3 separate regions of the Homo sapiens genome follow, and all the other regions are linked to region 3. Evidence: chromatin loops called from intact Hi-C (ENCODE). Cell type or tissue: GM12878. All regions are shown on one strand. Links, peaks and the distances in the headings refer to the core of each region. The heading gives the core; the rest is flanking DNA. Region 1 overlaps LOC105373757 (a long non-coding RNA gene). Region 2 has its middle 210 kb from the start of MIR4444-1. Region 3 has its middle 280 kb from the start of MIR4444-1.

Evidence for each region. A loop is a pair of places that touch in the nucleus more often than their neighbours do. Peaks named below come from ENCODE experiments on the same cell type or tissue, not always from the same donor. Only the 100,000 strongest peaks of a DNase experiment are listed, where the experiment ranks them.
Region 1: it touches region 3 in a loop (2.6-fold over the local background); 2 of 110 quality-filtered maps call a loop at or near these places.
Region 2: it touches region 3 in a loop (7-fold over the local background); 2 of 110 quality-filtered maps call a loop at or near these places.

Annotation. Positions count from the first base shown.
Region 1 is chr2:176,825,155-176,835,424 of GRCh38, forward strand. LOC105373757 (a long non-coding RNA gene) reads right to left here. Exons shown (of 4, transcript NR_187998.1): 3 at 6,242-6,344; 4 at 5,688-5,985. Among named protein-coding and RNA genes, the nearest start is that of LINC01117, 190 kb to the left of the region's middle. In GM12878, for the core only: a CTCF peak has its summit at 5,414 (motif pointing left); a DNase peak (open chromatin) is centred at 2,347.
Region 2 is chr2:176,993,421-177,003,690 of GRCh38, forward strand. No RefSeq gene overlaps it. Among named protein-coding and RNA genes, the nearest start is that of MIR4444-1, 210 kb to the right of the region's middle. In GM12878, for the core only: no CTCF peak of the experiment used is centred there; DNase peaks (open chromatin) are centred at 4,061, 4,201 and 6,171; H3K4me3 peaks cover 555 bases; H3K27ac peaks cover 3,392 bases.
Region 3 is chr2:176,927,743-176,938,012 of GRCh38, forward strand. It overlaps the pseudogene RNU6-187P. Among named protein-coding and RNA genes, the nearest start is that of MIR4444-1, 280 kb to the right of the region's middle. RefSeq lists enhancers at 4,158-4,457, 8,008-8,107. In GM12878, for the core only: no CTCF peak of the experiment used is centred there; DNase peaks (open chromatin) are centred at 4,369 and 8,083; H3K4me3 peaks cover 390 bases; H3K27ac peaks cover 3,235 bases.

The sequences.
Region 1 (10,270 bases), core at 830-8,829, 100 kb before region 3:
CATCAACATCTCTTGGAGATGAACACACTATACATGCAAGTTCAAATCTATCATCTTCCACCAGTCAACCCAAGCTACATTCCCCTTCCATTTATTATCAAAGGAATAAGCACTTTTGTTTCCCAGGCTTAACTCCTCAAAATCATGAGCTTTTCTTCCCTACCTTTCCCTTCATTCGAACTCTTTCCTTTCAAAATGTTTATAGAATTCATTCTTATCCTCTCCCTGCCTGGGGGGTTTATCTAGCTAGTCTAAATTCTAGATCATTGCCTTTCTATAGGAAATATAAAACACACAAATAATGAAATACCCATAATCCAAGGCAGAAATCATGAGTGTTATAGTAACAATGGCCTCAAGAGCTAGACTGCCCAGGCAGCTCATATTTCATACAGTTTTACTATTTTAAATAAAATCAATTTGAAAAAATCATTATGTTGAAGAATAAAAATGTTTAAATATTACCTGATTTTTTTTTCTCATTTCTTTTTTCCCTTTTGACCTTCCTCCTTCCCCATGCAAGAAGCTGGACATGTCTCTGCTATTTAACTCAAGGAAGGAATAAGACAGTATTAAAGAGAAGAATTCTTTCCCTGACTTGCATATTTCCAAAGCCGAGCCCCTCAGGGATATAAAGACTTAAGGTAGAGGCAAAAGATTTGGGAAAAAATAACGTGAATTTAAGGTAGGCTTTACCCTTCTACCTCTTACCAAAGAAAAGATTCCCAGGATTGATGGAAGGGGATATTTGGAAGGAAGCAATGGGAACAGAGATGTTGGTGGGCTTAGGTCCCCAAAAATAAGAACCTGGGTCCTGTCCACCAGTTTTAGATGTGGGAAGGTGGCAAACCCCCCATAGTAGTTTATGGGCATAGAGATAAAGGAAGCAAAGTTTAGTAAATTGGCTCTGGAGGTTGATTTGGCATCATTTGGTAAAATTGAAACATTGGAAAAATTTTTACACATATACATAAAAAGCTTTGTACAAAAATGTTTATTCCAGCATTACTTTTAGTGGAAGAAAGCTTCCCAACAACCTAAATATCCATTAATAGAAGAGGGAATAAATAAAATGTGAAATATGTTGACTGTAGACTATTGTGTAGCAAAAAAAAAATGGTTAAAATAATAGAAGACAGTACAGAAGAATTTAGATCTTAGAATCCAACTGTCTTGAGAGTTAAAGCCTCAAGAGTTAAACTTTAAGTGCCTCATTTTACAGATGAGAAGGAATGGGGGACCTGAAGGCTAAGTGATTTCTTGAAAGCAGGCTGTTGTTTCGACTTCCAACCTGGCCTTTCATCCATGATGTCATTAGATGCCCCAAGCTACCTGGTATAGTTCAGTCTATTCCAGGAAGCAGAACATCATCCCCTCTGATCTCTCTATTAGTCTAGCACAGAAGAACAAAAAGAGGAGGGGAAAGGGGAAGAAAAAAAAGGTTGCCCTTGTTCTTGAGGTCACAGTTCAGATGAAGAACAGAATCATAATATGAAACCATAAAAGCCACTTAAGTGACACAGTTCTCTTATTTCCCACATTCACAGCTTAAGAAGTCTTTTGATCATCTCCGGATCTCCATTTTCTTACTAGCAAAACAAGGGGTTCAGCTAGAAAGAACGACCATCGACTCCTTAAGTTCAAACTAGTCTCCTTGTAACGAATCTAACTTTTAGCTATGGAATCTAAGCTGTCTCGATTTCACGGTTGAAATCTACACTCACAAAATATTTCATACACTTTCCCCAAATCTCTTGTCTATACTCTAACAGTTCCTTCTGACTGGTGAAACCTAGAGACCGTATCTGATGCTTCTTTGCCAATATAATGTTTAATTCTCAGCACTCTGATAAACTTGTAGGAAGAATTTTCTGCCTTTGTTTTAAAGATAGGCACTACATTAAAATCTCAATACTAAATGGCAATCCAGGCACTTATTTTTTCAAGACTGAGATCCCAATGTCAGCGAAACGGCTTTGGCTTCATCACTTTGCAAGCCTGAGGTGGGAGTGGACATCTCCACCTGCCAGCGCTTATCTCTCGGCATGGTCTGATGGGCCGAATGGGAGTGGGAGTCAGGAACTCCACGGTAAGTACTAATTGTGTGACTGATTTGGGGCTGTGACATCAGAGAAAACTGTTCCACTTCAGGCTTCTTGTGCAAAGGAGGAGAAAATTGTAAAGAGAAAATTTCTCTGAAAAGTACATCATGCTCCAGAGGCCAAATGTGACAGTCATTAAGGAAGCAAGAGGAGATGGCTTCTTCCCCAGCCATGACGGGATCACTCATGGTATCCCCACCCACGCTGCCAGTGTGTCACAGCTCAGCCACAGAAACACAGCAACTTTCATGCAAATGGCTCAAATTCACTTTTCACATTTAAAGTAACACATTTTGTAATTATTAATGGTTAATTCCTGTGACCACCCATGAGTGAAGGGCATTTCCGTCTCCCACATCTTTAATGGCAAATAATTAATGATGTGTTAGAAATTAACAACAATTAACAGTGCATAAGAACAATGGCAGAAGGTCAGAGACTCTGAAGAAATGCAACGTTTAGCTTCTCGGGCAGAATCTGGCAGTCTCAAGGAGGGAGACTCCAGGCAGAAATGTTTCCCTCAGATACAAATACACCTCAACTCTTGCTCCAGAACATGGGCCCAAATACAATCACTTTTTAAGACTAAGTATGTTGAAGGAAATAAACAACTACCCAGCACTTCTATTAAGCTTATTAGTTTTGCTAAACAAGCAAAATGGTATAACATATTAAATTTTTAGCTTAGTATTAATGAGCATTGCCTGAAATATAGAACAAATTTCTGATTTAGCAATTACATGATCATTTTAGAATGTAGTAGGGTCTAGTGAATTTCTAGAAAGAACTCTGAGTAACATGTAGATATAAATCACTTATAGAAACTGTATGTGTATATCATATTTTTGTGTTTATAGGATCTCTGCAAGTATTATTGCTGTATATAGGCAAGTTTAATAAATTGCCTTAACTTTACCTACATGATAGATAAGTGGCAGATAATATTACTATTGGAGTGTTGAATTTCCCAGCCTTGCTCTATGCACTTTTATCCTATTTTCCAAAACAAAACAAAACAAAAAAAAAAACAAAAAACAAAAAAACAAAACAGAAGTCCTTGGGCCAAAGTCTTATATGTCTCAATGTTGAAAATAAAGTCAGAGAAAGTGAGTCAAGCTCAAATACACAAACTGATGATCTAACCAAGGATATCCACCAAGGGTATCCTACTATAGAACAGGCATGAGATATATATATTCTGCTTCCACCCACAAAGTAATTATAATTATAATTATATTACCTGTAATTATAAACATAATTAATTATATTCCTGCAGCACTTTAGAGCTTACAAAGTGCATTCACATACATTAATTATTTAACCTCATCTGCACCTGGGAGGCAGGCATAGCCGAAAACCCACAGAATAAAACCACCGGCTTCATATTGAACCCAGATCTATTGCTTCCAGGTGGCCACTTCCTTCTTTCCATCTTGTGATTATCCCCTTAAACCAAGCATGTTCTGAAAATGGGGGGAGAATCCATTTTCTAGAAGCAATGATATTTCTAGCTTCTTGGTCAAGCAACTTCCAAACCAGGAAAAGTGATTTTCAGGGAAGGAAGAGCCCAAAATTTGTGGGGAGGAAGCACCAATCACAACTACCTCAAGGCTCTGGTTTGGCTCGGGCGCACAGGAGCAGTTGGTGGGGCCTGAGCCTCACCTCTGTCCACGTTTTCATAGGCAAGAGTAATTCAAAGAATGACAGACTTTTGGAGGTAGAACAGAAACATGTCCTGCACATTAGGAAGTGTGCCTTGCTGAAAATGCAAAGAGAGCCCAAACTCCACAGCAGCTTATGGAAGGAACGATCATGATGAGACCTTGCAGTTCAGCCCTTGTGCTTTGCAGGTTAGGGGATCAAATGTGCACTCCTCTGCCTGCTTTTCAAGGTTCCACACCCCCCTTCTCAAAACCCCCATATCATATTGGATATGTGGCACACAGCTGTCTAGCCCCATTTCCCATTGCACCTTAATATCCTAACCAGTCACCCTCGCACAACCGTGCAGCTCTCTGTTCCTGTTCCCATTCCTGGGCTCCTCATGTGCAGGCTCTTGCCTGCTGTTAGTGGATTCAAATCCCACCCAGCCTTCAAGGCCCAGCCCAAGGCCCACCTCCTTCCACCAGACATAAGGGAAAGTAGATTTTGGCCCTTCTAGGGAAGAACTTACAGTCTTCTCAGAGAAGAGATTTGTATTCAAGCAGCCATAGAAGTTGGAAGGTGTTCAGTGAGTAGCCCTAAAACGGAGCTCCTTAAGTATGGACCAGCAGATCAGTATCACCTGGGAACTCATTAGTAATGCAAATTTTGGGGTCCTGCCCTGGACTTACTGAATTAGGATCTCCAGGATCCGCTAAGGAGTCATTGGTTTAACAAGCCCTCCAGGTGAATCTGATGAATGCTAAAGTTGGAGAGCCCCTGCCTTAAAAGAAGTGAATTTGTGGGAAGTCAAAGGAGTAATTGACTTCCAGGGAAGTCTTCTAGAAGAAATTGGCTTTTGAGGTTTGGCCCTTTAAGACTGTTAAGATTCAGACACCTGGAGAGGAGTGGCAGGCATCCCAAGAGTAAAGACAATGTGAGCAGAGACCCAAATCCAGAAAGGCACAGGGGGTCTGGAAACAGCAAGGACTTCCATGTGGCCAGTGTCCAGGATGGCTGGAGAGGAGTTGCTGGCAGTCAAATTTCAAATAATAACAACAACAACTTGTATTGATCCCCTATGGTGTGCCATGAAGATTTCTAGATGCTTTATTTACAAGAATTCCTTTATTCTATTCCCATAACCCTATTAAAGAGAAAGTGTTATTAGATGATCCCCATTTAAAGATCAAGAAACTGGCAGGGCGCTGTGGCTCATGCCTGTAATCCCAGCACTTTGGGAGGCTGAGGCAGGCGGATCACTTGAGGCCAGGAGTTTGAAACCAGCTTGGCCAACATGGAGAAACCCTGTCTCTACGAAAAATACACAATTTAGCCGGGCATGTTGATGTGCACCTGTGATCTCAGCTACTCAGGAGACTGAGGAAAGAGAATCGCTTGAACCTGGGAGGTGGAGGTTGCAGTGAGCCGAGATAGCGCCACTGCACTCCAGCCTGGGTGTCAGAGCGAGACTCCATCTCAAAAAAGGAAACAAAAAAAGAAGATGAAGAAACCAAGGCTTAGAGAAAGTAACTAAACTGTCCAAATCACACAATTTGGGTTTGAATTTTCACAGCAATAAGGATATAAGTTGAGCTTTGAGCTTGGCAGCTGCAAGCTTAGAGCTTGACTTTAGGGCAATTTGGGAGCCATCTAGGGGTGGTTGACAGGCAAAACAGACGGTTGGCAAGGAGACCAGTGCGGCAGCCATAACCCAGAAGAGAGATAATGAGAGTGAGGATTACAATTAGGGACAGGGGCATGAAAAGGAAGGGGCAGATTCCAGATAGTGCAGGGTCAGAGGAGCAGGACTTGACCAGCAATAAAATGGAAGGGACAAAGGAGAGGCTGGGGTCAAAAGTCTCCTGGGAGCTTAGTCTGGGAGGAAGCTGGAGTCATTAACTGAAGCAGAGAACAACAATAATGACAACAAATAGATCATCCTCTTCTTCATATTGGATTTTATTTATCACACACTTATATACCAGGTACTGTTCTAAGTGCTTTACATAGATCAGATCATTTAACTTTTACAACAGCCTCCAGAGGTAGTTACTATTATTCTTCCCATCTTACGGTTCAGAAAACTGAGGCACAGAGAATTTAAATAACTTGCCCAGGACCACGTAGTATAGCCTTCCTCGTCTACTCTTGCTGTAAAATAGCACTGGCATCTTGTCAGGGATTGGAATTCCTCAAAATGATTCAATTATGTTTCTTCCAAACTTGGAAACAAACAGAACTGTAGCCAAGTAAAGCAACAGGTTAATGAATCCAGTAGTTCTCAATCTTCCCCATGCACTAGTATCACCTGTGGTGCTTTACAAACTTACCAGTGCGGGGATCCCACATCCAGAGATCAGGATTGTGTTGGTCTAGGCTGATGCAGCATTTGTTGGTTTGCTCGTTTATTGTTTAAAGCTCCCCAGGTGTTTAATGTACACATAGCACTGAGTCTACTGAATAAATCAATTGACAAGCAAGCATTTGTTGCTTACCTACTAGGTGGTAAGTGCTGTGCTCCATGCAGTGGTAGATTCCAAAGGTGATCAAGATACACCCCAGCCCTCAGAATTGATATCTTCCAGGATTTGCATAAGGCTAAGGAAAAAGAAGCAATTTGGGAGCAGAGCAGAGGTGGTGAATTTAGCTAGTGACCCAGAATTAATCCTTGGAGCTTGCTAGGAGAAATAGGGAGTACTGGAGAAGAACAGTGTTTTCACTAAATAAAACAGATAAAGAAAACTCCAGAGGTTGCTGGGTAAAATTATCCCTTCACTTTGGAGGTCAACTGGTGTAGACCAATTTGTCATCCTCTGTCTCCTTTCTATGCAATAGGAACTCTGAATGGCCTGTGTATCCAGGCACAGATCAGGCCCTGGCGCCAAACCACCAATGGCAAGGCATATCTTTTTTTGGGCCAATGGGGAAAAAAGGAAAACATTTCAGCTGCTGCTAAGTCCCAGTGTCTTTATTTGAACTTCCCTGGAACAGGCAAGTTAGTGATATTTATGGCTTACAAGAATTTCCATCTTTAAGTTTATCTTCTTGTTAAAAATCAGCCATCCCTCTACCCAAAACAACTGAAGACAATAAATCAAAGCTTAAATAAGAATCAAAGACTTATCTCTCCATGTAGGAATCCCTATAGTTGCTAACATACTATATTTTACTATCAGGCATCATAAGAGGTTAAGTGATTGGGAGGCAGGGACGAGCTTCCCTTCAACTGGGTGTGCAGAAGCCATGGAAATGAGACCAGACGTTGTCCAAACTAAGGGAGGAAGAGCTGGGCTAGCATTTTCCAATGAATTCCAGCACCTCATGCCACACTTACCTCTCCCAAATGACGCACACTGTGCTGTTGTTATTCTTAACTGATTCTGCCAATTGATGACTACACTCTCCAATCTGGTTCCTTTCCCTTTTGCAGAAACAGTGGTGTCAAAACAAGCCTGTCTCATTTCTGAATACTGAACGGATGTACCATTCTATCACTGTCAGCGAGGGAATGACAGCGGAGTTTGGCAGCAGCCTTAAGCCAGTGCCATAAGCTGCTGATATTGTAGCAAAATGTAAAAGAGGTACTATTTGGTGCCCACTGGCCTGCTCTGTGCTCTTGTTGTCCACACCTGTGTTCAAGTGCAGTGTTAGTGACAGGTCCAGACAGTGGCCATTCTACCCTAACACCCAAGTTGTTCCCATGGCCCACCTACCACGCATTGCCCGAGTTGGGGGTGACATTTACTTACTGCTCAAAAGCAGCCTTTTTCACAGATACAGTAGAAGGGGCCCATGGAAGTAGGCCTTTTACTACCAAACATGTTTACTGATCAAGTTACCACATTGTCCAAAAATTTTCTTTTCTGAAGAATTTCTGAACATATTTTTTCTGAAAAATCTTGATCAGTGTTTTCTTTTGGAAAAACGTGGGAGGACTGCTCACTCCCTCAGAACTTCTCTTTTAAAATGCAGTTAATCTTTGGAATTTAAGTTCTACATCTTAATGCACTTTTATTATTTATTCCCCATCACACAGAAAGTTTTCCAGGAGTAATAACATATATACAGAGACTATAGAATTTAAAACATACAAATCATGGTCATGGAAATGCTTTGTTCTCAAATGCAATCCCATATGGGCAGATAGGGTCCTAATCTCCCTAGTAGTGAAAATGGCTACCCGGCAAAGACAGGGAATCAACTTAAATGCCCATAAATGACAGATTGGATAAAGAAAATGTGGTACATACATACCATGGAATACTGCGCAGCCATAAAAAAGAACAAGATCATGTCTTTTGTGGGAACATGGATGGACCTAGAGGCTATCATCCTTAGCAAACTAATGCAGGAACAGAAAACCAAATACTACATCTTCTCACTTATAAGTGAGAGCTAAATGATGAGAACTTATGAACACAAAGAAGGAAACAGTAGACACTGGGGTCTACTTGAGGGTGGAGAGTGGGAGGAGGGAGAGGAGCAGAAAAAATAACTATTGGGTACTGGGCTTAATATCTGGGTGATGAAATAATCTGTACAACAAACGCCTATGACACTAGTTTCCCTATAAAACAAACCTGCACATGTACCCCCAAACCTAAAATAAAAATTAAAAAATAAAAATTAAAAAAATAAAGTTGTAAAATCCAGAAAAGAAAAAAAGAAAATGCTGCCTTCCTAAGAGTGCTTTTGCTTTCCATGAGGAAGGCCGGGGAAAGGAGACAGGAGGGAAACAGGCTGTCATCAGCAAAAGTTTCCTCCAGAGGAAGCAAAGCCTGACCTCAGGATTTCTTCCTGTCATAAGGGGGGTGCATACTGCTTTTGTCCTCCATGGTTCAAAGAGAAATCTATCTTATTCTTTTCCTCTGAAAAAAATTTTCTCCCACTCCCTCCTCCTTTTCTTGAAAAATTTAAAAGATACAGAAAAGTTAAACTCTCACATTCATACTTCCCAGAGTTAACAACTGTTAACATCTGGTCATATTTTCCTCCAGTTTTTTTTTTTAAGAAATAATATGTTTCAGATTCCAAACCTAATCCCCTCTAACCAGCCTACTCTCCTATACCCAAGAGAAGCCACTTTCATGAGCAGATGTGGGTCCTTCCAATCCATTAAAATATAGACATTGTATACAATCAGGTATGCCACAATAAATAGCATTGCTTTCTGTATGTGCAGTGTTTCATTATTTACATAAGTGGCATCATTCTTGATAGTTACTACAACTTGCTTTTTTTATTTCTTCTTAACATAGGGTGTTTGGTGATCTATCCATATTGAGCTATGTAGATCTAGTTCTTTCCCTTTCTTGTGTATATATCACATTTCCAATCCACTATTGATGAATGTTTAGGCTCTTTCCAGTTTCTTACTATTTTCTACAATGGTGCAATAAACATTCTTATACTTGTCTCTTTGTATAAACATCTAAGTATTTATGTAGAAAATATACACAGTAGTGGAATCCATGGGGCTAGGATATATTTCTAGTTTGCTTAAGTGCTGCCAAAAGACTCCCTAGTGACTGTTACGTGCCAACATAAGATGATGGAACTATTTCCCCCACATGCTGGCCAAAGCTTGATGTTCTTGGACACTAAATTCATTTCCAATTTGATGGTTAAACAACGATGCCTAAGTATTGGTTTTATTTCTCATTTCCATGCCTATTAATAAGTGTAACTACCTTTTGCAGGTTTATTGGCGTAACAATTTTCTTTCATCACATCCTTTGCTTATTTTTCTGTTAGATTATTTGTATTTTTATTACCAGTTTGTAAAGGTTCTACCTGTATCCTGGGTAGTAACTTTTGCATATTATATACGCTGAAAATGTCTTCTTTTCTTATTTTTGAATTGGAAATATATGCATATGATACGAACTTAAAGAGTTACAAAAGTGCACAGTGAAAAGTTCCCCTTTCACATCTACTCCTCTTCCACCATTCGGTTTCCCTTCTTAGACAAAAACCAGTGCTGTGGTACACCCTTCCAAAGAGTTCTACACATATACAAAAAATAGTCTATATGTTCCTCTACAGTTTTTAAAATAAATTTAAAAGATTCATTCTGCATATTGCTTTTTTCACTTAAAAATATTTTAGACATCATTCTGTAAGCTCCATTCAGCTTATATGGAGCTACTTCTTTTTCTTTCTTTTTATTTTAATGGCTACAAAGTCTTCTTTTTCTATTTATGGACCAGAATTTATTCAACTAGATTACTACTGATTGACACTTCCAATTTTGCGTTATTAAAAATTTGCTTCTTACCAGAGGCTGGGAAGGGTAGTAGGGGGATGGGAGGGGAGGTAGGGACAGTTAGTGGGTACAAAAAAAAATAGGAAGCATGAAAAAGTCCTGCTATTTGATAGCACAACAGGGTGATGATAGTCAATAACAATTTAATTGTACATTTAAAAATAACTAAAACAGTATAATTGGATTGTTTGTAACACAAAGGATGAATGCTTGAGGGGACAGACACCCCATTCTCCATGACGTGATTATAATGCATTGT
Region 2 (10,270 bases), core at 928-8,927, 65 kb after region 3:
TTCGTTTGAAGCAATATTCTAGCCATTGCACTAATAAAAATATTCCAGTGTATTTCTAATTGTTACTTAGTACAAGCCATCATTAAATCAAAAAGGAGGTAGGGATGAGATAAATAAAATTAATGAATCCAAAATTAGGTCTGTTGATAATATGCTTTCTCAGTCCAATTCAAGATAAATCAGGAGTCCAATTTTTATCCCTTCTCTTAATTAGGGAATCGGGGTACAGGTATGACAGAATGACATGTATAATTTTTTTTTCTTTTTTTTTCTTTTTCCCCATTCTTTCCCGGTTTTCTTCATCCTCTTCTATAAAGGGGGCTGTTTTTGAAGGACTTAAGAAAGAGAAGCTTTGAACATATGTTGGTGTATCAAAGTTAGACTCTGAGAGAAGATCAACATTGGCAGGAAAAAACTCTGTCTTGTAGATCTTATACTCTGAAACTGAAAGACACAAGCCCTCCTTAAGTGACACAGAGAACCTAAACAAACCTGATAGAGTCCCTCCAGGCGAAGTCAGCAACCTGGAAGGAGAGCAGAGGGTTAGAAATAGGCTAATGCAGTTGTAGAGAGGAAAACTGGAAGAGAGACCAGAAAGAGAAGGTAATTTCCACATCCTTCTTCTAAGATGAGGTTAGATGGACTAATGGGACAAGGAGAAAAACATTTACTGACAATCTCTAGGCATATTATGAGGTATAATTGTCCAAGGCTAAAATTTTTTATCAACCATACCCATATACTGCCCACCCCAGTTATTATAGACATAAATAAGGAGTTCATTCTTTGATTCAACAAATATTTATTGGGCATCTACTGTGTATGTGCCAGACACTGTCCAAAGTGCTGTGATACAACTGTAAACAAGATAGGAAAAAAATATCTGCCCTCCACATATACACTATGGAATACTATGCAGCCATAAAAAAGGATGAGTTCATGTCCTTTGCGAGGATATAGATGAAGCTGGAAACCATCATTCTCAGCAAAATATCACAAGGACAGAAAACCAAACACCGCATGTTCTCACTCATAAGTGGGAGTTGAACAATGAGAACACATGGACACAGGGAGGGGAACATCACACATGGGGGCCTGTTGAGGGGTGGGGGGCTGGGGGAGGGAGAGCGTTAGGAGAAATACCTAATGTAAATGACAAGTTGATGAGTGCAGCAAACCAGCATGGCACATGTATACCTACGTAACAAACCTGCACATTGTGCACATGTACCCTAGAACTTAAAGTATAATAAAAAAAAATCTGCCTTTGTGGAGCTTATATTCTTGGAAGAAAAAGATAAACAAGCTAAATAAGAAAAATATAAAAATAGTATACGAGATGGTAATAAAGGTGATAAGGAGGAAAAGAAAGCCATTTTGTATAGAGAAGCTAGAAAAATTTCACATAGTAAGTAATGCAGTAGAACACTCATTCTTAGCAGGAGAAAGAAGATTAAATGAAGTTATGGAAGTATATTTGTCCTTAAAGAAATAAATGGGTAAATGAACAAACAAACAACAAAAGGAACACTACCCTGGACCACATTCCCCAAAGCTTCCCAACAGAAACTACAAAGGCAGTTTATTTTCTTTTGCACCAAAGACTCATGTTCAGCTGTGTTCCATGCCTCTGCCCAAGTTGATCGGAACAGTTCACCCTTTCCCCACTAACTCCCTACAAAATTATTCTAATCTCCTATCTCTAGGTTAAGTGTTCTTTCCTCCCTGAAGCCCTGCCCCAATAAAAATAATGTCTCACATTCACCTAGCACTTCCCAATTTGCAAAGTGCCTCCCACATACTAGCCTCCATAACGATCCTGAGAGGTGGGCATGATCATCACTTTTGTACAGTGGAGGAAACTACGACATGGGGAATGTAAGTGACTTCAAGATTGAACGACTAGAACTGAGACCAGGATGTTCTTAACCTAGCCTGTTCTGTAGACTTGAGGAAGGGTGGAGTCGTGGGGAGAGCACAGGTTCAAATCCTGGACATTTCACTCACCAGCCTGTGCAACTAGTTCAGGTTGCTTAACTTGTCTGCACCCTAGTTTCTTCATTTACAAAACAGGATAATGAGACACAAAAGGCAGGTTTGCCATAAAGATAGACTGTGAGGCCCATCCCAGTGCCTGGAACCTGGCGGACACTAGACTCTCAGTCACCTCCTGCCCTCTCCCTTCTCCCACCCCCATGCCACAGCTTTCATTATAACTGCTCTCCTAGCTTACAGGGACCTTCTCTCCTCCACACTTAGAGAGAAATTGTGATCTATGCCACACAACTTGGTACTTACTCAAAAGTTCATTAAGATTCTTTTTTATAAGGGACTAAAGCCCAGGTCAAATTGCTAAATACAAAAAGGACACTTATTAGTTCCAATAACTGAAAGCAGCGGAGACAGGCAGAACTTCATCTGCGTGAGCTTGATCTGGATACTCATTTGTCATTGGGGCTCTGCCTCCATTTCCTTGTGGTTTTCCTCTGGCTCTGCCTTGGCCCATGCTCGGGCCTCATTCCCAGGCTGGCTCCCATCATGACAGCACGATTTACCCCAGCATTCCCAGCCTTCCTATCTGTGTGCTGCACTGACAAGCAGAAGAGAAGGTCTGAGTCCCAGCTTTCCCAGAAAATATTCTGCAAATCCCAGTTTCAATCACAATCCGCCCTCCTGGCCCCTGCCTTGACCCCCCGCAGCAAATCACTGTGGCTGGGAAATGAACCGAGCTCTTAGTCTTAGCCTGGGTTGTGCCTTCACCCTGTAACCCAACCCAGCTCCAATCCAGACATGGAGTCACTGCCCAGAAACCACTTGGATACCCATGTGGACTGTGGAGTCCACAGATATTTCAAGAGATTTGATGGCAGCCTTACCAGTCCACAGGACCCAGATCTTCTGAGGGCTTCTGTAGCCTGAATCCTAGGCCCGGCCCCAATCAGGTTAGTTCCTTGAAGTTGTACGCTTCCACCCCATAGCTAAAATGGCCCCTTTTGTAGGAATCCAGAATACATAAAATTGCAAGGGATTGGATTCTGCCCCTAAATTGATTTTATACCCTTGAAAGTTTTCTACTATAGCATGTGTGAGTGTGTGTGTGTGTGTGTGTGTGTGTATAAATTGTGATTAGATAAGGCTCTAAAGAACAGTTTTATAGTCACTCCACCCATTTGGCTTTCCATAGAAATAAAATCCTTCATTATGGCAATGACCTTCAACGAAGGTTAAGTACGCAAACCTCAGTTTTAAAAAAAACTGTTTTTAACTGCTTTTATCTTTGAGCCTTTGAAGTAGAAAGTAAAAAAAATCAAATATTTTATTTTTGACATCTTCAAGGAAGGTATATGTAAATAGGAAACATACATAAAATCCCTGAGCACAAACAGAAAACAAATGATTAAATATAATGACAATTGCAGAAATATAGATTGAAGGTAAAATAGATTAAGGATGCTGCCCTTTGATGCCACTTTCTGTCAATAAGGCATAAGATAAATTTGTGAGCCTCATATTTCTCTGATCCACAGGTTAAATTTGCCATCCTGTAATTCCTTGTCACCATTTCAAATATCAAGCTAAACATCGTGTATTTCTCTGGGGTATTCACAACCTTCAGAGAGTAGTTGATAGTGATCACATTTCTTCTGAAGTCTTTGTTGATCCAAGAATACATATTTTGTTGTGTAAGTCTTCATAAATCAGTCTTTCCGCCCGTTTATCATCCCTGTTACTTTTCTCTGAACACTCTCCAGTATGTCTCCAACTTGCTAATAATGAGGTTCCCAGACCACAATGCATCATTCCCAGCTCAGTCTCTCTCCTTGTGCAGAGATGGACTTTGCCTTTTGGCTTCCTGACTCACTGTTTCCACTGACTAAGTTCATATGCTGCCAGATCATATATGAACCCGTGATTCATTTGCTACCCATTACAATGCCTGGGAGAACCCAAGCACTTCCCTAAATAGGTCAATGCCTGATGTACTAGGTGCCCAGAAAAGTTCTTTAAATAAATGAATAAATAAAAGCATGAACTTCCCTGTTGTGTCTTTAGTATACCAAAACATTTATTACAAAAAGAACAAATGAAAAGGAATATGCAACCTGTGTTGACAGTGGGGACAAGGGAACAGAGGTAACACATGAGAATCATGCATGGATGCTTTGGCCTGTACCATTCAAACGTTTCTACCAATTTGATTTGATTTAGACATATTTCATTTTCATTTAGCACAAGACAAAAGGAAGTTCAGAAAACTAAGGTATTTCACCACAGCAACTGAACAGTTGAATTACAACTGAGAACGTATCTGGAGTCTAAAATTCTAGTGCCCAATGTAGACTGCAGAGTAGAACAATCTGAAAATACCATTAGTAAAGTCCTTGTAGTTCCTGGGAATCAGTTCCTACATCTTCAGCTAAAATACTTGAGGCATGGGTTCTAACTGTGATTTTTTGCCTCAAGGGCTTTCCCTTTCTACTCATAATAACAGGATGCAAGAGGGTGGAAAAGGGAGAGGAGCAGAGCTAATCTGGTTTCTTGCTCTCTTGACCCCAATTACACTAGTGGTAGTGACAGTGACAGTAATAGTAGTAGTAGCTGCTCTTATTATTGAGTACCTGCTGTATGTCATGGACTCTGCTTAACCCTTCACATAATGTTATTTCATTAATAGCCAATTAAAATATGCACATTACCTCAATTTTACTTTAAGGAAACGGAGTCCCAGAAAGATTAAATGTCTAAGGATCACGCAGCAGAGTTAAGGTGCTATTTCAGCTCTGGGAGACTGCACCCCACTCTTCTGCCCTAGCACAGACTCTTTCCTTGGTTTCAATACTATACCAAGCCTGACATGTCATGCCTGACAGCCACTCCCATTTTCTGGTTCCTCTGAACTTCTCCTTAAGGACCCTTAATCAAAACTAACTGAGAAGTAAGGGGGGGGGGTGGGGGGGAACATTAGCTAAGAGGAACCTCTTAGCTAAACTTAGAAAAATTTGGAGTTTTCAAAAGGATCTTCTCTCCAGGAAATTAAGAAAAACAACAAACCATTAAGCATGTCATGTGCTAATAGGACCAGCCTAGTATAAGGCCATGTAAAAAGGCATTGAAATCTGCTAGTGTGATCCCAGCCTGGCCACAGATGCCCATGGCAGCCCAGTTTCCAGGCACTTGCCCTCATCTCCAATCTGTCTTTCTACCTTGGTCAGTTTGTTCCATTGCATGTGTACACTGATGGCCCCTGGCCAGAACTGAGCATATCAGATCAATACAGCAGTACACAGTACTGTGATTAAACACTGCAATGAAATGCTTGGTAAAAAACAAAAAACAAAAAACAAAACAAAAAAAACTCCCCAAATGACTCCTCTTTAAGAAAATAATCAAAAATAATTAAAGCAAAAAGCAAGACCAAATACTCTTCTCTGTTGGTTAATTCATTCCCCCTCTAATTATCTGTACATTCTGCTCTCTTTATGCTGCAACTCCAAACCAACAAATACTTGGGTTGAAAATTTTTAAAGAAGTAAATTCTTCATATAATTCCACAGGTCATGCGAAAGACCCATAATTTCATGGACATAGTACTGGAAAGGAAGTGAGAAGATTTGGTAAATATGTGTCTCACCACTTTGTTAGCAGGGACTATAAAATAATGATTTTTGAAAGCCCCCTTGGATATATAAAGCATTCTACAGTACTCATGAAATATTGGTTGAATTGGTTGAACCGACCTTAGGTAAACCTCTCCATATTTCCAAGCTTCAGTTTCTACATCTATAAAACAGAAACTAATAATAACTTTCTTGTCATACATGACTATTGTGGGGCTCCCAACAGGAAAATATATATGAAAGCATTTTTTAAACAATAAAGCATCATACAAAAGTAAGTTATGAAGAAAGGGAGATGCGCTCTAATTGTGCAAATAACATGGGCATTGTGCCAGCAAGCAAGTTAAAAAGTTAATAGCACTTTTTGCTATTTATCCAGATGTTTGGACACATTCTAACTATAAATCCAAAGTGGTCACTGGCAAACATTCAGACTGTTAAAGGACTGCTAGAAGGAACAACATGAGTGTTCTCTGTGTCTCCTGGGCCCCAAGGAGGGAAGGGAAGTTTCTGCATAGTCATTCCATCTCTAACAGAAACCACAACTCCTTGGAGCCCCAAAAGGAAACCAGTGCAGATGTCAAATATTTTGCTATGATGCTGAACTGAATGAACCTACACAAGGGTTAAATCTTTGTTTTTTCACAGGGAATAAGCCCTTTAGATCTTATACGTTAACCCCACTTCTACAGCAATCGAACCAAGGCAAAAATGTGCTTTTGCAAATATTTTTGAAAGATCTGACTAAGCCATTTTTAGATGTTTTTCAGTCTTCATGTGCCTTTCCCTCCCACAGAGCACAATTAAAAAGGCACCTTTAAAAGGCTATTTAAAAACATTGATTGGCTTAACTGTGCTAATGTCATGGCTTTAAAATAAAATTCTATTAAGTCTTTAAAATATTGCAGACAAGTACTTTGCAGCAGAAACTCAGGACAACCATCCTGAGGCTTCTGTTATTCACAGATATTTAGTTACTTCAGGTTAGTTCATCTTTCTTATTATGTTTTGTCTTTCAATTTGTGTAGTCTTATGACAGTTTTCAGGACATAATTGCCTTGATGCATACTAGAGCCTAGAGTACCTAGCAGCCACATTTCCCCAAGTCACTACGGTGAATTCATGAAGACAGACGCATTATGCTGGCTGGCACTGCGTTGCTATCAATACGTAAGGAGACAATGGTGTTCTTTCCTTACATTTAAATGCTAAACATTACAGAGTACCTCACCCTCCAAGAACTGTCCCAGGGATTATTTTAGATCTTGGTGAAGTATGTGTGTCCTTTTTTGACTCTGAATCACTCTTGTCTCTAGAGAAACTCAGGGGCTCAACATACACATGTAAAATTCTTTTCTTCTCTTCTGTATTTCCATTCTTGCTGTTTTTATGCTAAACTACAGACTTCCCCTTCTATCCATAATGTGCAAGGCAAGTTCAAGAAAGGGAACCTCAGAAAAAGATCTCATTTAAGTTTATAGTTAGTTCAACATCACAGTTTTGGTTGACTCACACCAGGTGGTGACCAGGTGTCCTGATAACATTCCACCTAGCTAGGAAGCAGAGTGAGAACAGCACAAGGGCTAACACATATAAAGGTATTTGTAAACTGCCCTTTATTTTAGGAATGTTAGGTATTTGTTATTATTGCTGCTGCTGATGGTGGTGTGATGATGATAATGATATTGACTGACTTGGGTTTGTTGTTAAAGTCAGATTTGCTCAAGAATCAAGCAGACTCCATTAAGACTCCACAGAAACCATGAAGTACATGAAGCTATCCTGTGAGTTATGTGTCTTACGTGTAAGCTGCTAGGAGACAGCTTTATGAGTTACTATGCAGATCCAGCTAAGAATATGATAATGAATGAGTTACGACGTTTAGCAATTTCTCCACAGCTCAAAGTCTGAGATTCACAGACTTGGGAAAGGAACCTCCAGGCCATGACTTCCCCTGAAGAAAATGTCAAAGTTAAGAAAGGTCCTCATCAACTCCCCTCCAGGGTTACCTTCCCTTGAGTCTCCGTCCTCATTCATTTTCTCCTCCATCCCAGGTGTGGACGTACCTTCCCACCCTCCTAAGCCCAAGTTGGTTCGTCAGAAATGATCAGTTTATGCAATATTTAGGAATATTGTTCAGTTTACTCTATCCACAGTTCTACACTCTACTGAGGTAACTTACTGTTAGTAATGAGGCCCACAGAAGGACTAATTAAATATTCCTTCCCTTTATAAAACAAAAGAAAACATTTGCTGGTATTATATAAATAATAGCTTTTTCCCCAATGTTTCCAAATGCTGAATGGACCAGCGTGGGAAGAAGAGAGCCTGGGATAGGCCAAGGCAAGATGCAGTAGGCAGAGAATAAGACCTACTGCCAAGATGCCTCTTCCCAAGCCTCAACCATGGGGGTTTGGGGAGACTCCCAGCCTGGTCAAGTGAGTGTCGGAACTCTCTGGGACTGCCTGGGATTCCTCACATTCATCTTTCTGCACTCTGGGTCCCTCTGCCTTGGCTCTTTCTCCCTCTGGCCCCTCCCACTCATCTTTGCAGACCAAACCCAGGGTCATTCATCTCTAAGAATGTCACCTGCTGTGGCATCAACCTCACTTCCTAGGAATACCTAGAAACTTTGAGCTTGTCATCCTGATTCATATTTCTACTCATAGCCATACCTGGCTCACTAGTTTGTTAGCAGAGACTACCAAATAATTACTAATGAAAGCCCTCTGGGATGAAGTGCTCATATCAGTTGAATTTGTTGAACCAATGTTGGGTAAACTTCTCCATGTTTCCAAGCTAAGACCCAGTGTATGCCAATAATTTGGCACCTTCAAACATATATTCTTTAAATATTGGGTTTATTATTTATTCAGTGACATCATCAAGAAAAACTGTCTATTAATAATATTATTATTTATGCTTAAAATAAGGAATATGCTTAGGAAATATAGTATTTAGACATATTTGGAATTATTTTTTATTCTACCCTCTCATTATCATAGATAACTGGATAGTACTGGTGTATTAATTTTCTATTGCTGCCATGACAAATTACCAACATTTAGTGGCTTACACAATACATATGTATTATCTTACAGCTTTGTAGTTCAAACCTCCAACACAAATCTTATTGGGCTAAGATTAAGTTGTCAACAACTGTATTCCTTCCTGGAGGCTCAGGGGGAGAATCTGTTTTCTTGCCTTTTCCAACTTCTAGGGGCTACTAACATTCCTTGGCTCACAGCCCTGTTTTTCCATCTTCAATGCCAGCAATGGTGGACTGAGTCTTCACAAAGCCATCTCCCAGGTTCTCCGTAGCAAGGAATGGTTCTCCATTTTGGGGGACTCATGTGATTAGGCCCACTTGGATAATCCAGGATAATCTCACCCATCACAAGATCCTTAGCCTTTATGATATCAGCAAAGCCCCTTTTGCCACGTCAGGTAATATATTCATAGGTTCTGGATAGTAGGGGGTATATTAGGCTGCTCTTGCATTGCTATAAAGGAATACCTGAGGCTGGGTAATTTATAAACAAAAGGGGTTTAATCAGCTCACAGTTCTGCAGGCTGTATTGCAGACAAGCACTTTGCAGCAGAAACTCAGGACAACCATCCTGAGGTGTCTGTTATTCACGGATATTTGATTACTTTAGGTTAGTTCATCTTTCTCTCATGTTTTGTCTTTCAATTTTTTTGGTCTTCTGATAGTTTTCACAAAATAACTGCCTTGATCCATACTAGAAGCAAGTACTTAGCAGCCACATTTCCCCAAGTCACCATAGTGAATTCATGAAGACAAATGCATTATGCTGGCTTGCACTGTGTTGCTATGAATACATAAGGAGACGATGGTATTCTTTCCTTACGTTTAGATGCTAACATCACAGAGTACCTCACCCTCAAAGAATTGTCCCAGGGGTTATAAGCATGGCACCAATATGTACTCAGCTTCTGGGGAGGGCTTCAGGAAGTTTGTAATTATGGTGGGGGGCAAAACCAGAGCAAGCACATCACATGGTGAGAGTGGGAGCAAGAAGGATGTGAGGGAGGTCCCGACTTTTCAACAACCAGATCTTGCATGAACTAACTGAGCAAGAACTCACTCATCACCAAGAGGGTGGTGCTAAACTATTCATGAGGGATCCGCCCCATGATGCAATCACCTTCCACCAGGCCCCACCTCCAACACTGGGAATCACATTTCAACATGAGATTTGGAGGGTACAAACATCCACACCGTATCAGGGGGTATACATCTTAAGGGACCATTATTCTGCCAACCACTATTTGCTTTCCCCACTTGCTTGGAGTGGATGTAACCAACATGGGTAAAATTGCCAAGTAGCCGTGATGGGATTAAGAACTATTTTAACAATCTCCTAGTTGGACTCATGTGTTCCTGGCCTTCCCTTACTCTAATCCATCCCATGCTGTTGCCAGATGACTCTTCAAAAACACAGGTTCAATTTGGCTATTTTCTGTTCAATATCCTCCAGTGACCTATATGACTTCTCAAAGTATAAAACATTCTCTGAAATGTAATGATGATAAGACAGTTATCTAGGTATCTCTCATGAATTATCAAACAGTCTTTACAACAGCCCAAATAGGTTGCTGCTTTTACTGTCCCCAGTTTATGGAAGAGC
Region 3 (10,270 bases), core at 1,144-9,143:
TCAGAGGAGTAAGCAAAACAATGTCCAAGTGCAGCCAAAGCCAATGCCTCCTGGACTACTTGGAAAAGAATACTCTGCACTACAAGCCCCTCACTTACTGAAAGCTTCCAAGAAATGAGGGCTTTCAAACTGCCTATGGAAAGTCATTTAGAGTTGGCATTGTCCATTCAATTTCAGAAGTTTCCACCAGAACATTGCTTGGTGACATAGTGGTCTTCACCCTGAGCGTCTACAAATGTATGTTAAGTTGCTATTAAGGACCTGTGGACAGAGAAGGCACACCACCACAGGTAAGCCATATGTAAAAGAAGCAAACTTCCTTCCTCACATTTCAATCTATTTCAACATTCATCAGGTCCTTCAAAATTTTTGCCAGACTCCAAACCCACTTTTCTAACACCATTCCTTCATATACATCAGCTATGCACATACCAAGTGTTTGCATGTAATACTTCATTGCATCCCCCCTGTGAAGCAGGCATTATTCTCCCCATTTTACAGATAGGCAAACTGGGCCCAGAAACAGATAATTTGCCCAAGCTACTTGTAGATAGAGCTGCCATTTAAACTCAGGTCTCTGCTGTTCCAAACCTATTTTCTTTCTGCTAAATTGCAATACCTCTAACTTGTTAGAATTTTACATAAAACCTTGAAATTCTAAAATATATATATATAAACTTTTTCAAAATTAAAAGCTTTTGCTGTTCAGAAAAAAAATCCTGTTTAGAAAGGCAAGCCAGATTGCAATAATAGATATGCAGTTGAAATACATAAAACATCTTGAAGAAGTTTTTATTAGTATAAATTTGTGAGCATTCAAATTTCTACATATACTTACTATAAAGTCAATGAATAATGAAGCAGTCTTTTTTTTTTTTTTTTTTTTTTTTGAGACAGTCTCGCTCTGTCGCCCAGGCTGGAGTACAGTGGCGCGATCTCGGCTCACTGCAAGCTCCGACTCCGGGGTTCGCGCCATTCTCCTGCCTCAGCCTCCCGAGTAGCTGGGACTACAGGCACCCACCACCACACCCAGCTAATTTTTTGTATTTTTAATAGAGACGGGGTTTCACCGTGTTAGCCAGGATGGTCTCGATCTCCTGACTTCGTGATCCGCCCACCTCAGCCTCCCAAAGCGCTGGGATTACAGGCGTGAGCCACCATGCCGGGCCATGAAGCAGTCTTGATAAACACAGTTGCAACAGACGTATTAACTCCTGCTTCCAACTGATTGCTGTATTTTGTTTAGATTGCATAGAATTGAGACTATCATAATTCACATATATTAACAGATGCAAACAGTAATAGTTTTCTAAAAGCAGTTTGTGATGTCCAGCCACACCTTGATAAAACAGATGACAAAAAAAAAGCTTTATTCTGTTTGCACTAAAAACCTAGTTTACCTGCTTGCACAAGTTGACATGTTAATTATCCACAGTGTGTTAAAAATTGGTATGTGTCACGTTTTAGTGTGCATGTTGTATTTTTTAACTTTTAAGTTGGGGTACATGTGCAGGTTTTTTACATAGGTAAACTCATGTCATGGGAGTTTGTTGTACAGATTATTTTATCACCCAGGTATTAAGCCTAATACACAGTTTTTTTTTTTCTGCTCCTCACCTCCTCCCAGCCTCCACCCTCAAGTAGGCCTCAGTGTCTCTTGTTCCCCTCTTTGTGCCCATGAGTTCTCAATCACTTAGCTACCACTTATAAGTAAGAAAATGCAGTATTTCGTTTTCTGTTCTTGCATTAATTTGCTAAGGATAACGGCCTCCAGTTCCATCCATGTTCCCACAAAAGACATGATCTCATTCTTTTTTATGGCTGCATAGTATTCTATGGTATATATGTGCCACATTCTTCATCCAATCTGTCACTGATGGGCATTTAGTTTGATTCCATGTCTTTGCTATTCTGAATAGTGCTGCAATGAACATTCACATGCATGTGTCTTTATGGTAGAATGATTTACATTCCTCTGGGTATAAACTCAGTAATGGGATTGCTAGGTCAAAAGGTAGTTCTCCTTTTAGCTCTTTCAGGAATTGCCACATTGCTTTTTCCACAATGGTTGAACTAATTTATACTCCCACCAACAGTGTATAAGTGTTCCCTTTTCTCCACAACCTCACCAGCATCTGTTATTCTTTGACTTTTTAATCATAGCCATTCTGATTGGCATGAGATGGTATTTAATTGTGGCTTTGATTTGCATTTATCTAACAATCAGTAATATTGAGCTTTTAAAAATACGGAATGCTTCACGAATTCCATGTCATTCTTGCACAGGGGACATGCTAATCTTCTCTGTATTATTCCAATTTTAGTATATGTGCTGCTGAAGCAAGCACACGTGTTTATAATTTTAGTAGTCATTTAAAATATATTTAATTTTTTAAATAAATTCTTCCTAAATTGATTTGTAAATTCAATGCAATCTCAATCAAAATCCTAGCAGGTTTCTTTGAAGAAATTGAAAAGCAGATGCTAAAATGTATATGGAAATGGAAAGGACCTAGAATAGCCAAAATAATTAGAAAAAGAATAATAAAGGATTTATTATCCTACTTGATTCTAAGACTTACAAGAAAGCTACGATCGTCAAGACAGTGCGGCACTGAGGCAAGGATAGACCTATAGATTCATGGAACAGAATAGAGAGTCCAGAAATAAATCCAAAGTTATATGGTTGATTTTTGACAAAGATGTGAACATAACTAAATTGGAAAATCAGCAAAATAGTGCTGCAACAACTAAATATCTAGAGGGGAAAAAAACAACCTTACAACATATTTTAAAAGCTAACACAAAATACATCATAGGCCTAAACAGTAAGAGCTAACACTATTACATTTCTGGAAGAAAATATAAGAGAAAATATTTGTAACAACAGTTAGGAAAGGCATTTTTAAACAGGACACCAAAAGTACAACTCATAAGGAAAAATATTTATAAACATTTTCAAAAGTAAAAGCTTTTGCTCTTCAGAAAAAAGTGTTAAAAAAGGCAAGCCGGACTGAAATAATAGATATGAAAAACATATCTGACAAAAAGGCTTGTATCCAGAATATATAAAAGATATTTACAACTTAAGAAGGCAAGAGCCCAATAAAATGGGGAAAAGATTTGAAGAGACTCTTTACAAAAGAAGTTATACAAATTCCAATAAGCACATGAAAAGATGATCTACATCACAAATTATGAGGGAAATGTCAATTAGAACCATAATGAGCTACTTACTACGCACTTGAGAATATCAAGGATGGGTGAAGAGGTAGGACAACTTGAACTCTCATACATTGACTGTGTGACAGTATAAAATGGTACTATTTCTTATATAGTTAAACATATACAAGCCATGTGACCCAGCAATCTTTATCCTAGATATTTACCCAAGAGAGATAAAAATGTGTCCACGCAAAACTTTTACATCAATGTTTATAGCAGCATTATTCATAATCGTCAAAACTGAAAGCAACCCAAGTATCTATTAACCAGTGAATGGATAAACAAATTGTGGTATATCCAATGGAGTATTACTATAAAAGCAACAAAATATTAGTACTCTCGACAACATAGGTGAATCTCAAAAATATTATGCTAAGTGAAAAAAGGTAAACACAAAGGGCTACATACTATGATTCTGTCTGTATGAAATTCTAGGAAAGGCAAAACCATAGCAACAAAAAGCAGATCAGTAGTTGGTTGGCTGGGGCCAAGAGCTGGGGGAATATATTGACTGTAGGAGCACAAGGGAACTTCTAGGGTGATGGAAATGTTCTAATTTGATCATGGTGGGGAATGGATTTTTTAAATATACTAGGGATTTGTTTTTCTTTTTAAGGGATTTCTTTTGGAAAAAAAAAAAGTCCTAGAATAAGAACAGAAGCATGTTCTCTTCTGAGAAATAATCCTTAGAAAATAGAAGTTAAGCCAAAATATGTAACATTACCTATGTCTTTTAAAACTTTTCTTGTCCATCTAATTTCCATCTTAAGAAAAATTAGAAATAAATCAATTACACTTTAAATACTTTTGGTACAGTTGAATATGTACAGGACTGCTGAATATTGAATAGGTTCCCAGAGAAACTCTTTGTAACAGAACTTTCCATTTGACCATAGCCCTTAAGGCATTTAAAGACAAGTGAGAAACAGACTGTTTTGGTTCGTTGGTTTGGGTTTTTTTTTCTTTTTTTTTTCATTACTTAGCTTTGTCATCATGCTTTCCTACCACCAGAAGGCATATTTATGACTCATCAGTCAACACCCAGTGTCAGATAACTAGCCATTAACATACTTCACTTGTACTGTGATGAAAATGATATCACAACTTTCAAGAGATCCCCTTGAAGATGAAACTGAAAGAAATGGTGGCCACATGTTGTTTCAAACCTGTATTCGTTACACCTCCTGACTGCATGTCGTGCAAAAGGGCCAAACAGATGTGTAAAAAATAGCTGTTTAACAGGGGGGAAAATACTGTAAAATTGTTTATGGCAGGACAGCGGGTTCTTATAGGCAAAGTAAATTACAAATAGATTTCTCAATTACTTTTTAAAGCCTAGTATTTGATTCTTATATAACAGTCAAAAATCAATTTTGCATGGAATTTATGTGAATGCCTCATTATTAATAAAACAGCGGTTGGCGGCTGCTACTTCCTCCCCACAACAGCAGCACGCAGTGGGGAAGCATTCACGTGCCAGGCTGTGCAATTCTTTATCTTTTTATCCTCTGGTTCAGCATCATAAAAAAGAAAGGGAAGAGATGAATCCCAAGCAAATTTTAGGCATGGGCTTCTGGCAGCACCTATTTCATGGGGGCCTGCTGGTGCCCTGAGAGTACTTGGTGATGGGTGCTGAGGGAAGTCCTCACCCTACTCCCTGCTCATACTGTACCTCGAAGGTCTTTTTTAAAAAAAAAAAAAGTATAATTAAGCAAGTAACTCTAGTTGTTGAAAAAGTCACTGAGCTCTTTCTCTCGCTCTATCCTTAGCATATCCAACCTCGGTACTAGAGTCTACTGACCCTGTGAATTGATTTAAAAGGACTGGCCAGTGGCAATTTTCCCCAGATTGCTTTATTTCTCCAAAATAAAATTATTTATTTTGAAAAGAACTTGCTCCTGACCCAAACATTCTAATAACATAACAAGCATAATTCTCATTCAACAAACAAGAAAATTGAATCCCACTTATGTCTACAGACCATAACAGTCTGCTCCCTACACTGTACTTGATTCATCAAACCATGAACACTCCCCGTTTCCCAAATGAAAAGTGTAGTGTGGTGAGAAAAACCTAGCTTCTCTGGTTAGCCCTCCCTAACCAATTGGATGACTTTAAACAGTTATATCACTGTTTTAGGCCATGTCTGTTAACTGGTAAAATAAGAGAGTTTTCAAAATTATCTGAGGTTTCCTTCAGCTAAGATTTGGCAATGAGAAGAAATCATTGTATTCCCATTACATGTGAAAAGCAAAAAGAAAATTCTATGTTTGGCCAACAACATGGAGAAATGCTTATCTTCAGAGGTTAAATTCAGCTAAACAGTAGCTACCTGCTATTTCTTCTATTGGGTGCATGCCTCAAAAACGCTAACGGGGGAAATGGCAGGGCGATACACTGAGTGCTTACAGCATGTTTCCAGAAACTGATTTATTCTTGATTTGAATCTCTACTATGTGCATAATTACACCTGGTAACTGCAGGCAAGCTGTGGGCAACACTCTTGCCCCCTTAGTATTTGTGTCAGCAGTTAATTAGGAATGCAGTGCTAATACAGTCTTTAAACCAACCCCAAAAAGCTGTAGTAAAATCTAGTTTAACAAACAGACATGCATATCAGATGACTCCTTGCAGATACAGAATACCAAGAGTTTATTTACCAATGAAAATCCATGGTAGGTAAGATCTGATCCATGGGTTTGTTTGCTTTTGGGTTTTTGGAGACAGATTCTCGCTCTGTTGCCCAGGTTGGAGTATAGTGACGTGATCTCGGCTCACTGCAACCTCTGCCTCCCGGGTTCAAGCAATTCTCCTGCTTCAGCCTCCTGAGTAACTGGGACTACAGACGTGCACTACCATGCCTGGCTAATTTTTGTATTTTTAGTAGAGACAGGGTTTTGCCATGTTGGCCAGGCTGGTCTCGAACTCCTGACCTCAAGTGATCCACCTGCCAAAGTGCTGGGATTCCAGGTGTGAGCCACCACACCCAGCCCCCACAGGTTTGTTTTTAAGAATTGGATTTGATATACTATTGAGAAACAAAGTGGCTTAAATATATCAATTTATTCAGAGTTTTTAAAAACAATGACTTTTTCTTTTATTCTTCTGCTAATTATTTACATGATTAATCTGACTTAACATATCTTCATTGAGAATCACACAGTTGATCCAACTAAAATTAGTATTATTTTAGGGACAAGAATGAAGGATACATTTTTTTTCCTGTTAAGTCAAATTCACATTTGGGTTTTGTTGTGCATATACTGTTAATAATGCAAAGAGAAACTTGTTCACTATGGTTGATTGCATAACAGGCCCCCATCCTGTACCCCTACCTATAGCCACGCCCTTTGCCCTATGACTTTGCAGTTGCTTTCACTACAGAGGCAAATCTGTTTTCCATCTGGGCTTGGACACATGACTTGCTTGGGCCAATAGAATGAGATGGATCGGACAGATGTTCCAGCTCCAGGCCCAGGCCTTGAGGTCCCGCTTTCTGCTTGTTCTCTCCTATTTCTGCCATTACCATGAAGAGGACACGCCTGTGTTACCGGTGGTCACAGGGAAAGGAGGACAGACGTGTGGAACAAAGCAGTCACTCCACATAAGCCCAAACTAGGTGAACCAGCACTGAGACTCAAGAGGGAGCTTAGGCGATAAGATATAGAAGAAAACCCGTCCTTGCAGATACAGAAGAAAACCCGTCTACTGTTACATGTCACTGAGATGCTGTGGCTGTTCACTATGTGCCAATTTTAGAGCAACAGGTTACTAGTATACTGACCTTTTCAAATACTACCTGATATTTATGATGATGCCGATGTTGCCAAATCTCTTCCAAAAAAGTGACCATCTGTCTTTTCCCATCTTTATTAACATGAGTGCCAGATTGATTCCAAGTTACAGTTGTATTCTTTTGGGTGAACAATCTTCCTCATGTTCTCTCAGGGTTTTAGGTGAGAAGTTGTCCAATTTTGGTGTGCCCAGAATCACCTAGAGGGCTTCTTAAAACACACATTGCTGGGCCCCACCTCCAGGAGTTCCTGATTCAATTCATCTGGGATCAGCCTGGGCCTGAGAATGTGCAGTTCTCACACGTGCCTGGGTGGTGCTGATGCTGCTTCTAGGACCACGTTGTGAGAACCACTCGCTTATTAGGCCAGGAAGGGTTAAGCACAACGTCGTCGGTTCACATACCCATCTGTGTTTTCCCAAGGCACATTTTCCATCACCTTCTCCAGCTGACCAATAAATGAGTGGGGCCAGAGCCAAGATTCCACAGCCTTCCAGATGAGTTCCCTCTGGAAGAGGCAGTCTCTGCTGCAAACGGCAGAGTTACCAATCCACACAGCAGGGATTCAGCATCACCTTTTGCCCTGAACTTACAGTTATCCCAATAGTTTGGGAAACTTCCTGGCTTGCACCCAAGATAACCTGATTGAGGAGGTTAAAAGAAAGTTCACAGTTCTTCTCAGTGTCCACCTGAAAGCATTTGTTCTTAAATTCTTCATCTTAGGATTCATGGGTTTTACTGTCAGGGAAAAATCTTCACCCCATCTATTTAAATGTGTGCAATCAATTTCCCTCTCAAATCCCCACGGCAGGTATTCTGATTTCTTCCCACTTGCTGTGCAGTGATCCCCCACTGGGAAAGCAGAACAGCTTTTGCTCATGGTGAAGCTCAACGCCGCCTGGTTTTTTTGTTTTTGTTTTGTTTTTGTTTTTGTTTTTCAATGATTTAAGTTAAATTTGAACTCAGACACTTGCACATGGCTCCTCAGTATCAGCCAGAGTTGGCGGGAAACTGGGTCCTCTGAGCAATCTTTATGTTCAGTGCTGCCTCAGAAAATTACACCAAATTAAAAAGCTGCCCCTTGAAATTTAACGTTTTTAAGATGCAATAGGGAAATAGTAAGCAATTATAATGAACTGGCCAGCCTGCTTTACCTTTCACATCCTCTTTTTTTTTTCCTTTTTTTCTTTTTAATAAAGCATGGTTTTCATCTGCTAACTGCTTCACTATTCTAACTCAATGGTTGTGCTTTGAAGAAGGGCAGGGTTGCCCTAGAGGTGTGTAAGCACTTGCCCAGGGGCCTGGGGAATGTCTGGCACTTTTCTGCTCATAGTATGGGGTAGTGGGAATATTTCCAATCTGTTTTATGGAAGTAGTTTCACTCTATTTTGAGAATCTTTTTATTTTGCAAAGAATTTTCATAAGAAACTCAATGCTCAATTACTATCAAGCACTATTTTGCCTATAATCAGGTTGTACACTATTTGACATGTTTAAAGTGTTGTTTTCATGCAATAGATATGTATCAAGCATGTACTATGGGTAGGCATTGTGCCAGGCAATTTGGATACAAAGAGGAAAATATCCTCTCTTTGTTTTCAAAGTGCTTATAACTATTTTGATGAAACAGACACCAAAATGAATACTCATTCCTGCCTTCATTCAACACACACTGTGCCTATTATGTTCTAGGTACAGTGCTTACTGTACAGTATAGCACAAACAATAAAAAGGGTAGACTTGGTTCCTGCTCAATGTGTAATCTTGTAAGAAAGTCAGACAGCTACCCCCAAAAACTGTGATAAATGTTACGTCGTCAGACAAACATGTGGCAAGAGCATGAGGCAGGAGATCTTGTCTATGAAGTATGGAGATAGCTTTAGGAAGAAGTAACAAATTAAAACGTGAAAATACAAAACAGGAAGCTGAGAAAGGAGGAAGGAAGAAGAAAAAGCTCTATAAGGGCTCAAAGGTTGGAGAGGATTGATACTGAATTGAATAAAAAATTGAGAAAACTTCAGTTTGATGAGAAAGCATGAAGGAGGGATCTATAAGAGATGAGAATGAAAAGACAGGAGCGGGGCATATTTAGGGGTTTGGACTTAACCCTAATGGTGATGTGCAGTCATTTAAAGGTTTCACCCAGAAGAGTGACATGAGGTTTGGGTTTAAGTGCAATAGTTTAGGGTACAAGTTAATACTACAGTCACTCCTCATTATTTGCAGATTCCATATTTGCAAAGTTTCCTACTCACTAACATTTACTTGTTACCCCCAAATCAACACTCATGGCACTTTCAAGATCTTTTGACAAAAAGTTTAAGTTGCCCAGAAAGCACCTTTTCAGTTGAAATTGAACAAGGTAACAGTCTGCCTTTGTGTCTCCAGTCTCATACTGTAAAGTGTTCTTTTTGTGGTCTGTTTAGTATCACATTTCTTCACATTTTTGTGCTTTGTATTGGTGATTTCACTCTTTAAATGACCCCTAAACACAGTGCTAAAGTGCTGTCTAATGTTCACAAGAGCAACAAGGCTGTGATGTGCCTTATAAAGAAAGTTCATGTGTCAGATAAGTTTCTTTCAGGCATGAGTTATGGTGCCGTTGGCCATGAGTGCAGTGTTCATGAATCAACAATATATATTAAATAAGACATCTTTAAGGAAGCACACATTAAATAAGCATATATATTGATCAGTTGAAAATGTTGACCAGAGGCTTGCACAAACCCAACCACATTTTTTTTCATAATTCAGTATTAGCTAATTCAGTGTTTGCAGATACTTTATAGAACATAACTACATGAATAACAAGAATTGGCTATATATTGGATAGGGGCTAGACTGGAGACAGAGGCATAAGTTAGAGAGAATTCTCAGGCATTCAATTGAGAGATGATGGTGACTTTGACTAAAGTCTTGGCAGTGGAGATAAAGAGAAGTAATCAGATTCGAGAAGACTGGATAGGATTTGGTAGTTGATTGGATATGAAAGGTAATGGGTAATGGAGAGGGAAGAATCAAGGGTCATACTCCAGTTTCTAGTTTAGGCAATTAAGTGGATATTAGTAACACTGTGAGAAATAGAGAACCATGTAGGAGGTCCAAAGTTCAGTTTGGGGCATGTTAATTGATGAATATTAGAAAGGCATCCAAGTTTGAATGTCAAATTGGCTGTGTGATATGCATGTCTAGAGCTCAGAATAGAAGTCTAATAAAGGATACAGATTTGAAAGACTGGGAAGTAAAGGTCCA